Regions from separate parts of the Homo sapiens genome. Here regions 2 and 3 are each linked to region 1. A link is a contact called in ENCODE Hi-C or POLR2A ChIA-PET data. All regions are on one chromosome and are shown on one strand. The core of a region is the stretch at or near the end of the contact, and the rest is flanking DNA. Distances in the headings are between cores, read along the strand shown. Region 1 holds the start of LINC01936 (long intergenic non-protein coding RNA 1936). Region 2 overlaps LCLAT1 (lysocardiolipin acyltransferase 1). Region 3 overlaps LCLAT1 (lysocardiolipin acyltransferase 1).

Region 1 (2,800 bases), core at 151-2,650:
GCTAAAGGAAAAGGTGAGCTCAGCGGCTTGAGGACTTGGTGACAGCCAGGAAGCAGCTCTTGGGGACCCTTTTGACTTAGCTCCTGATTCCCTGCCATGCTGGCGTGGTGCAATGCATTCAACAGATTCTCAATAAATCCCTAAAAATAAATTATGTCTTGCAGGGGCCATAGAGAGCCAGAATACTATGTAATATTATGCATGGGAGGAGCTGGTGCTGCAAACCAAAGTCAAACCATGCACAGGGAGCTTCGAAGGATCTTCTCCCTTTTCAGCCCCTGCTAGCTCAGTGGACTTTATCTCTTTCCTTCTTCCCTAGGCCTTTTCTCCTGAGTAAATTCTCTCCAGTGCCTGATAGCAGTTTGTAAACTTTTTCCCAGATGACTGCTCTCTATAATCTATAATTCTCATCAATTATATATGAAAATATACACCTATATCTAAGGACATATATATATATATTTATATATATAAAATATGTAAATATATTATATATAATGTATATAATTATATAGAGATATATTTTATCTTTCCTCTGTTCCTTTAAAGCAAATCACTCCCACTCCCACTGCCTTTTTTTTTTTTTTTTTTTTTTTTTGAGACAGGGTCCCGCTCTATTGACCAGGCTGGAATGCAGTGGTGCAATCATGCCTCACTGCAGCCTCTGCCTCCCCGGCTGAAGTGATCCTCCCACCTCGCCCTGCCAAGTAGCTGGGACTGCAGGCACGCACCATCACGTCGGGCTAATTTTTGTATTTTTTGTAGAGATGGGGTTTTGCCATGTTGCCCAGGCTGGTCTTGAACCCCTGACCTCAGGTGATCCACCCGCCTCGGCCTCCCAAAGTGTTGGGATTACAGGCGTGAGCCACCGCGCCCCACCTCCATCTTCTACATGAGGATAAGGAAGCTCTGAGAGGTTAAGTGACTTGCCTAAGGTCACTCAGCCAATGAATGGTGGAGCCCAGCACTTAGCTCAAGCCAGGCGGCGTCACCGCTCACTGCAGGCTGTTCCCACGTGGTCAGGCGCAGGGTCTTTCTGCCTCATCACTGAAGTGGGGACTTGAATACGGCTCTTCCTTTTCTTGCATCCTCCATGTGCCCTCCTGGTAAACCAGATCCCCACGGCCTCAGCCGCTCTTCATCGGCCTGACTTGGGCTTCCAGAGCCTGCCCAGCCCACGTGGGGCTGGTTTGGCAAAAACTGGGCTCTAGATTTTGCTTTAGCTGTTTTCTTTTCCACTTCATTGTTTCCGTGGGATGTCTGCCTTCCCAAAATAACACCGGGGCATTCCAGGTAAACTCAACATCCGACGAAAATCCCCATTCAGCGGCAAGTCCGAAGGGTCCTGGTTTTTGCTATTGTTTTCCTCCCTTCCTCTGGCTCAGGCGGGGTAGGCGTCTGGGACAGGTTCCCGGTGGAGCCTGGATGGAGGGGGAAGCAGGAGGAGGAGAGGAGGGGCTTGGCCAGCTCCAGCCAGCCAGCTGATACTCCCGCCCTCTGCGCTAGCACTGGAGGTAGCCCTGAGCTTTCCCTTCTCACTTTGCTGGGGAATGTTCAAAGGCCTGTAGGAAAAGAACTGGGCAGGGTCTTGTGCCCTACTTCACTTTTATCAGAGAAAGAAAATAAAACCAAGGTGGCCCCTAATTCTGCTCTGATTTCTGGAGGCAGCATGGATGATATCATGGAGAAGCACTGGCTTTGGATTAAGCCAGAGCTGGGCTGAATCCTGGCTCTGGTGCTTACCAGCTGTAAGCTGTAGCAGCTGTAAGTCCATAAACAGCTTATGTGTTCCTCTGAGCCTCCATTTCCTCATCAGTAAAATGGGAGTGATAGTGTCCCTATTAGAGCAATAAAGACAGATGAATTCAATGCCCCAAATAGGACCTGCCCCATAATAGGGGCTCAACCCATATAGAATAGTTTTCTCTGTACTTCCTAGGATATGGGAGGAGGGGGAGTTGCTTACTTCTTCTTTGCTTTTTTTTTTTTTTTTTTTTTTTTAAGACAGAGTCTTGCTCTGTCACCCAGGCTGGAGTGCAGTGGTGCGATCTTGGCTCACTGCAACCTCCGCCTCCCCGGGGGTTCAAGTGATTCTCATGCCTCAGCTTCCTGAGTAGCTGGGATTACAGGCATGCAGCGTCACTCCCAGCTCATTTTTTTTGTAATTTTAGTAGAGACATGGTTTCACCATGTTGGCCAGGCTGGTCTCGAACTCCTGACCTCAAATGATCCACCTGCCTCAGCTTCCCAAAGTGCTGGGATTACAGACAGGAGCCACCGCACCTGGCCTTCATTGCTTTTTGATGTCATTATTACCCAAGTGCTGAGAAGGTGCTGTTTAGAGGCCAACTTAGAGAAGTGGAAAAAGCAGAGAGAGTGTCGTCAGACAGGTAGGGCCCATGCCTTACTTGTTTATGTATGTACCCCTAACAGAATTTTGTAAAGCTATCCACTGTCTACCCCCAGCACATTTAAAAAATGAAGTTCAAAAGTTAAGTAGCTGCAAAAACTGTGGTTTCTGGCTTATTGTAAATATTGATATTTAAAACCTACTGTGACTTCACACTTTAAAATGGATCCAGTGGAATGTAACATCGACAATTTGGTAGCCCCTATCATCCATTTTAAAATTTATGAAAAAGCTGATTGGCATTCAGGAATTTTACATCTTTCTTTTTATCTCCTGGAACTCTTATTACTATTCCTACTTCCTTCACAGATTTTTATCCTGACATATTATTTTCTTATGCTTCAGAGTATTTTATTGATCACATTTACATACATGGAAAAAGCCGTTTTT
Region 2 (2,793 bases), core at 137-2,636, 160 kb before region 1:
TGTGAGTACATGTATTTCTAGGTGTATTAATAGGTCTGATTTCAACAGAGGGGCATAGTAAACTCAAGATTATGCCACAAAGAGGCTATCTGGAGATAAATATCCTCTCCTTAATCTCCATCCACCCTTTTATCTCCTTCGAGGGCTTCCTTCCCCTTGACCTCACCCAACTGGAAATAAGAGAAAAGTGTGCCCCCTGGGTCTCTTGAGGCAGACAAAAGAAAAGAATGGAGAGCGTGTCCAGAGGGCAAAGAGAAGACATCCAGCAGAACAATATCAACATAAGGAAAATGAGGAGTTACAAAGCATTATCTAGAATATGATAACCTTTTATATATACATTATACAGTGGTTAATTTTTTCTATTTTTGCTTACATAAATTTATTAATTTTGATAAAAACAAATGTGTCATGAAATAAAATAAGAATTCCAAAAAACTAAAAACAAAACTAAAAAGGTCTGAAGAGTTTCATATTAAGATGAAATATCTAATTGTGCTCTCTCAAAAAACACACTAAAAATCCCACACCTACAAAGAATAACCAAAAAAAGAACAACATTTTAAAAGCTGGAAAGCAGAAAGCCAAATGTTGACTATCCTGGCTGACCTGCAAAGACAAAGTGTAAGCCAGCAGAGGAAAAAGTTGAAAACAAACCCACAGAATCCTCCTAAGGCCTAGGAGGCGGAAGCATCAGGTACTGCTGGATGCAAATGGAGATGAATGGCAGTTTGCCAAAATAAAGAGGATTAGGTAATGAGTGAGGGGCAGGTGGATTCCTAGATTCCCTTCTCTCTCTGCACCTCTGGGTAACTGTCCCTCTCCTACCGCAGCATAAACTTGCATGTCTATTCTCTAGAGAAGGTAAAACAGAGTTTCCCAATTAGGAAATGCACAGTTTAGGGCATGGTCACCACTCTAAGAACAGTGGGATTAAGTGACCATATACATGCTGAATCCTGAATGCTAAAACCTCAGACCATCTTCCCTGGATGAGCTCTCAGATGGCTGGCAACAAGATCTTTGGTCCTATGCCAGTTGTCCTATAGAATATTCTGCAATGATGGAAATGTTCCCTAGTTATGCTGTCCAAAACTGCAGCCATTAGCTACATGTAGCTATTGAGCATCTGAAATGTGGCTAGTGCCATTGAAGAAATGAATTTTTAACTTAATTATATTTCAATTTAAATAGCTACATGTGGGTAGTGGCCACAGTATTGAACAGCACAGTCCTAGGCAGAAGACAGGAGTGTACTCTCTGGGATGTCTGACCAGGCTATGAGGAAAGACAAAAATACAGAAACAGGCCAGGCGCGGTGACTCATGCCTGTAATCCTAGCACTTTGGGAGGCCGAGGCGGTCAGATCACTTGAGGTCAGGAGTTCGAAAATACAGAAACATTGAGGGATTCCCTAATAAACAGCCCACATAAATCACCCCTCAGTAAAGCCCAAAGTTCACAAGCCTCACCTACGTGCAAGCCTCTACTGGCTTTCTAAATCACCCATTTTTTATTAGGAACAGATAATGAGACTTCTGAGCAAACACTCTAACATGACATTAGAGACTAAATTAAACAGAAAAAAAAGTATACTTGAAGGAAATAAACTATTCAGGGGAAAAGAAAACTTCAAAGAAAACTATCTTTAACATTTTCAAAAAGACAATAAATACTGCAATCAGGAAACAATAACATGTTCTTGTGGGAAAATAAAATGAAGAAAGGAAATATCCAGAGAATAAAAGAGCTACTGAAAGTTTAAAACAGCAAAAATGATTAGCAAAAATTATACACGACCAAAGAGTTAGAAAATAAAGTTGAGAAAAAATCTCCCAAAAAGCCCAGCAGAAGATAAAGAGATGGAAAGCAGAAAGAATATATGAAAGGGCCAAGACACGAGGTCCCATATGCCAGTAATACAAGGGCCAAAAAGAGTTGTGAGAAATTGGAGAGGGGGAAATCAGCAACAACAATCTCAAAAAAATTCCCCGGAACCGGAGAAAATGACATTCCACATTAACAGAGCCTACTAATAGCAAAGATAATGGATGAAAACAGATGTTCACCAAGGAATACCACTGTAACTTACAGAAGAGTGGAGACAAAGAACGTTCCACAAACCTTCTAGAAAGGAAAAAACAGGTTACATACAAAGGATTAAAAATTAGACCAGCTTTGAACATCTCAGCAGCCAATACCAGGAGCAAGACAAAAACAGAACAAAAACTTTAAGATTCTAAAGAAAATTATTTCCAACCCGTCCCTGTAGCAAGTGTTAGAGTAGTTGGTAGAAAAACACTGTCAGACATGCCAGGTGTAAAAGTGACTTCCCATACAATCTTTTAAAAAGAAGCTACTGGAAAATGGGCTCCACTAAAAGAAGTAAACAAAGACTAAGGGAGATCTGAAATACAGCAAGTAAGAGATCATCATAGATGAGAGGTCAAGAAGGATGATCCTGAAAGGGAGATTTCAGGGTGACAACTATACATTAGATAGAGAAGGCATTCGGTCCAAATTCTGAGAGGATGGCACAAAAGGAAGACTCTCTGAAAGTTGTTATCACCAAAATCCTTGCTACTAAACAAACCATCTGTTTGAGTCAAGAATAGAGTGTCCAGGTGAACCTGGCACAAATCCTAATCTGTACTTGGCTTCTTGACCATGTGCTAATAAAATTCCTGCTCTCCCTGCCACATTTGGCTTCCACATCAGCTGATGACACTGATTTTATCTGTCATATAGCACTCTGCTTTGTTGGGCGTCGTGGCTTATGCCTGGAATCCCAGC
Region 3 (2,700 bases), core at 182-2,681, 240 kb before region 1:
AGGATGATTATGGATAGGGAAAAAGCATAAGGGTATTAAGGGAAGAGAGATCTTAATGAGAGTAAAAACAGCCTAGAGAGTGAGATGTTGCAATTTAACGTTTAACAGGTGGAGCAATTCCTGAAGACAAGATCCAAACTATGAAGTAGTGTGAATAATGAGGAGATCATGGAACTGGCATGAGTTATCATGCAGACGGTGAACTTACCTAAGAATGTGGCTAGACTAGAGAGGGAATGGAAGACTGAGCCAGGTGCTAAGTCTCCCCTCTCCAGTGAAATGAAGGCTGAGGCAGAGGATGTAGTGAAGGGTTGACTGATTTCTGAGAGAGGTAAAAGTTGCTATATTTAGATGACAAAAGGCTCAAAAAAATGTTTTTTGACTCGGTATTTTTTTTTACCGAGGATGGATAAATCAGAGGTAAATTAAGAACATTATATGGTAGTGAGATATGAGAAAATGAACAGCGCTTGAGAGGGAAACAAGGAAGAGGCATGGAGTCAGGAGACAGCTATGTTTTAATGAAGGCAATAAGGCAGATAGCATGGTCAACACAGAGGTAGTTTGAAAAATGAGCCCATCATCGTGATGATCAAGATTATTTCTCATTTACCCCATAGAGACTGTAACTTGGCTACAACATCACTCTGATATATAAAACCTTACCTCTACTCATGTCCTTTAGGTAAGCCTAGAGGGTTTTTTTTTTTTTTTTTTTTTGAAATATAGTAATATTGGTTCCTTATCAGGGCAGCAAGTGGTTCTTCCACTGGCAAACTTTTCCGATCACCCAAATCACCGGCACAAAGGAACATTGTTGGAAAGATCACTGATGCTTTATGATGTGCTTGAGACATCACTGAAGAACATAAAACTTTTATATTAGTCTAGAATATAGCCAGTTTTTATGGATTCTAATTATTACAGAGGCCTGATGGCCCTGAAGAAGATAAAAGTTGGACTAACTGCCATCATAGAACATTTTTTGCTAAGCTGCATCAGTATCTACAACCAAGTTTTGCTACTTAGAAAGCACTGTCTAATTATACACAGACAATAAACTAGAAAGAATTACAGCAAGAAATCCAGAGAACCTTCCAGGATATTGTCAGAGTGTGGCCATACACCATCAAGCTCTATACCATACAAAGCAGTGATATTCTTTAACCCTCTTTAAGACTGTGACATCTGTACCTACCATACACATTATATCTTGAATGAATTCATTAAAGTCAACAAGAAGCCTTCCTTATTATTAAAGCCATTCTAAATGTGATTCAGCCAGCCAGAACAGTTAAGAACAACTGCAACAACAACAAAGCTATTTTTGGCTAGATGCATTGAGTGCGGGTAAAAAAAGGAAGCAAGAACAGGGTAGTCAACAGGCTAACAGGGTAGAGAAGAGAGGTTCACGCATGTAACTACAACACTGAGGAATCTTAATAGACATACAGTTAAACTGCTACACGGATTCAGAAAAAGAAAAGACCAGTTTGGCTGACGGGATCCAAGAAGATGGCCACAAATAGAAATAAAAACAAACACTGCATGTTCTCACTCATAGGTGGGAGTTGAACAATGAGAACACATGGACACAGGGAGGGGAACAACACACACCAGGGCCTGCTGAGAGGTGGGGGGCGAGGGGAGGGAAGTTAGAGGAAGGGTCAACAGGTGCGGCAAACCACTTTGGCACACGTATCCCTAAGTAACAAACCTGCACGTTCTGCATATGTATCCTGGAACTTAAAAGGAAAGAAAAGAGCCCTTCCCTTATCTTCTTGTTTATTTCAAACATTCCCACCTAATTCAACATGAAAAAAACCAAACCAAAGCAAATTTAAAATCCTGAGTGGCTACACAAACACCACATATAATATACATACCAATAATTAGAAGCCTGAAAAATCCAATGGGTAGAAATTTAACAGTATTGGTAAAGACTGCCACAGAAATGATGGCAGCTCACTCGTCAAGATTCATTTTCTTCTTTTCTCTCCATTTGCTATCACTTAATATAATACACTGGCCAAATTCGGACAATTTCAGCAGATGGACCTGGAAGCTAAGGGTTTTATCTTTTCCAACCACCCTTCCCCAAGGTGAGAGTATGATGTTTCAGCATTATCTTGCCAGACAGAAACTGCATTGGGGGTTGTGGTGGGAAATCTGTTTACAAGTGGATGGACTAAAATACTGAAACAGAAAAAAAAATCAAGTATGTGCTTTTTAGGCCTTGGGTAAGGACAATGGCAGCCAGAGGACAACACTGCTATTGTGGTGATGTAGAACACTATTTTTGGATGGCACTTTAATGAAACAACGAAACCCATGATCTTAAAGTTTACAGAAATGAAATTTGACTTGTAATTGCTACCTATCTCTATTCCCAAGATAGCAAAAGAGGCAATAGATGCATCTGAGAAACTTCTGGTTTAGCTCCTCAAATTGCAAATTAAGATCTAAATACTGAGTTTTATTTTAACAGTAAGCCATACTATCATCCTTTTGATTAATACCCAATAGCTAGTTATATGTGTTGGCTAATTTAGCTTATCTTAAACTTGTGTGCCAACACTTTAAATAAAAACACTTTAAATAAAGAGCTAATTAGAGTATAAAATAAAATGAACTGGTTTATAGTGCAGAAAAATGGTCAGCAGAATACAAAGATCTGAATTATTAAAAGTTCTGAAGTCA

Evidence for each region. A loop is a pair of places that touch in the nucleus more often than their neighbours do. ChIA-PET counts read pairs that join two places held with the same protein, here RNA polymerase II (POLR2A). Pooled maps may share reads with other maps.
Region 2: a loop to region 1 is called in a map of cardiac septum, with 3 times the contacts of the local background. The contact joins the enhancer-like site here to the promoter of LINC01936 in region 1. A Hi-C loop is called at or near these places in 4 of 168 maps with a recorded cell type or tissue (Right ventricle myocardium inferior, cardiac septum, heart left ventricle and 1 more) and 10 of 50 pooled maps. POLR2A ChIA-PET finds 5 or more read pairs at or near these places in 1 of 52 experiments (activated T-cell).
Region 3: a map of cardiac septum shows a loop between it and region 1 (2.9-fold over the local background). The contact joins the enhancer-like site here to the promoter of LINC01936 in region 1. A Hi-C loop is called at or near these places in 1 of 168 maps with a recorded cell type or tissue (cardiac septum), 2 of 37 single-sample maps with no recorded cell type and 3 of 50 pooled maps. POLR2A ChIA-PET finds 5 or more read pairs at or near these places in 3 of 52 experiments (WTC11, activated CD4-positive, alpha-beta T cell and activated T-cell).

What each region holds. Positions count from the first base shown.
Region 1 is chr2:30,345,246-30,348,045 of GRCh38, reverse strand. LINC01936 (long intergenic non-protein coding RNA 1936) reads right to left here and starts at 1,400. Exons shown (of 2, transcript NR_122048.1): 1 at 931-1,400.
Region 2 is chr2:30,509,829-30,512,621 of GRCh38, reverse strand. The region is part of intron 1 of LCLAT1 (lysocardiolipin acyltransferase 1); the gene reads right to left. Among named protein-coding and RNA genes, the nearest start is that of LCLAT1, 64 kb to the right of the region's middle. Within about 2 kb of position 1,386, at least 11 of the 41 ENCODE cell types and tissues checked have a DNase peak (open chromatin) inside an H3K27ac peak, as active enhancers do; they include heart left ventricle and heart right ventricle, where a contact is called at or near this core.
Region 3 is chr2:30,582,967-30,585,666 of GRCh38, reverse strand. All of the region lies in intron 5 of LCLAT1 (lysocardiolipin acyltransferase 1), which reads right to left. Among named protein-coding and RNA genes, the nearest start is that of LCLAT1, 140 kb to the right of the region's middle. Within about 2 kb of position 1,431, at least 2 of the 41 ENCODE cell types and tissues checked have a DNase peak (open chromatin) inside an H3K27ac peak, as active enhancers do.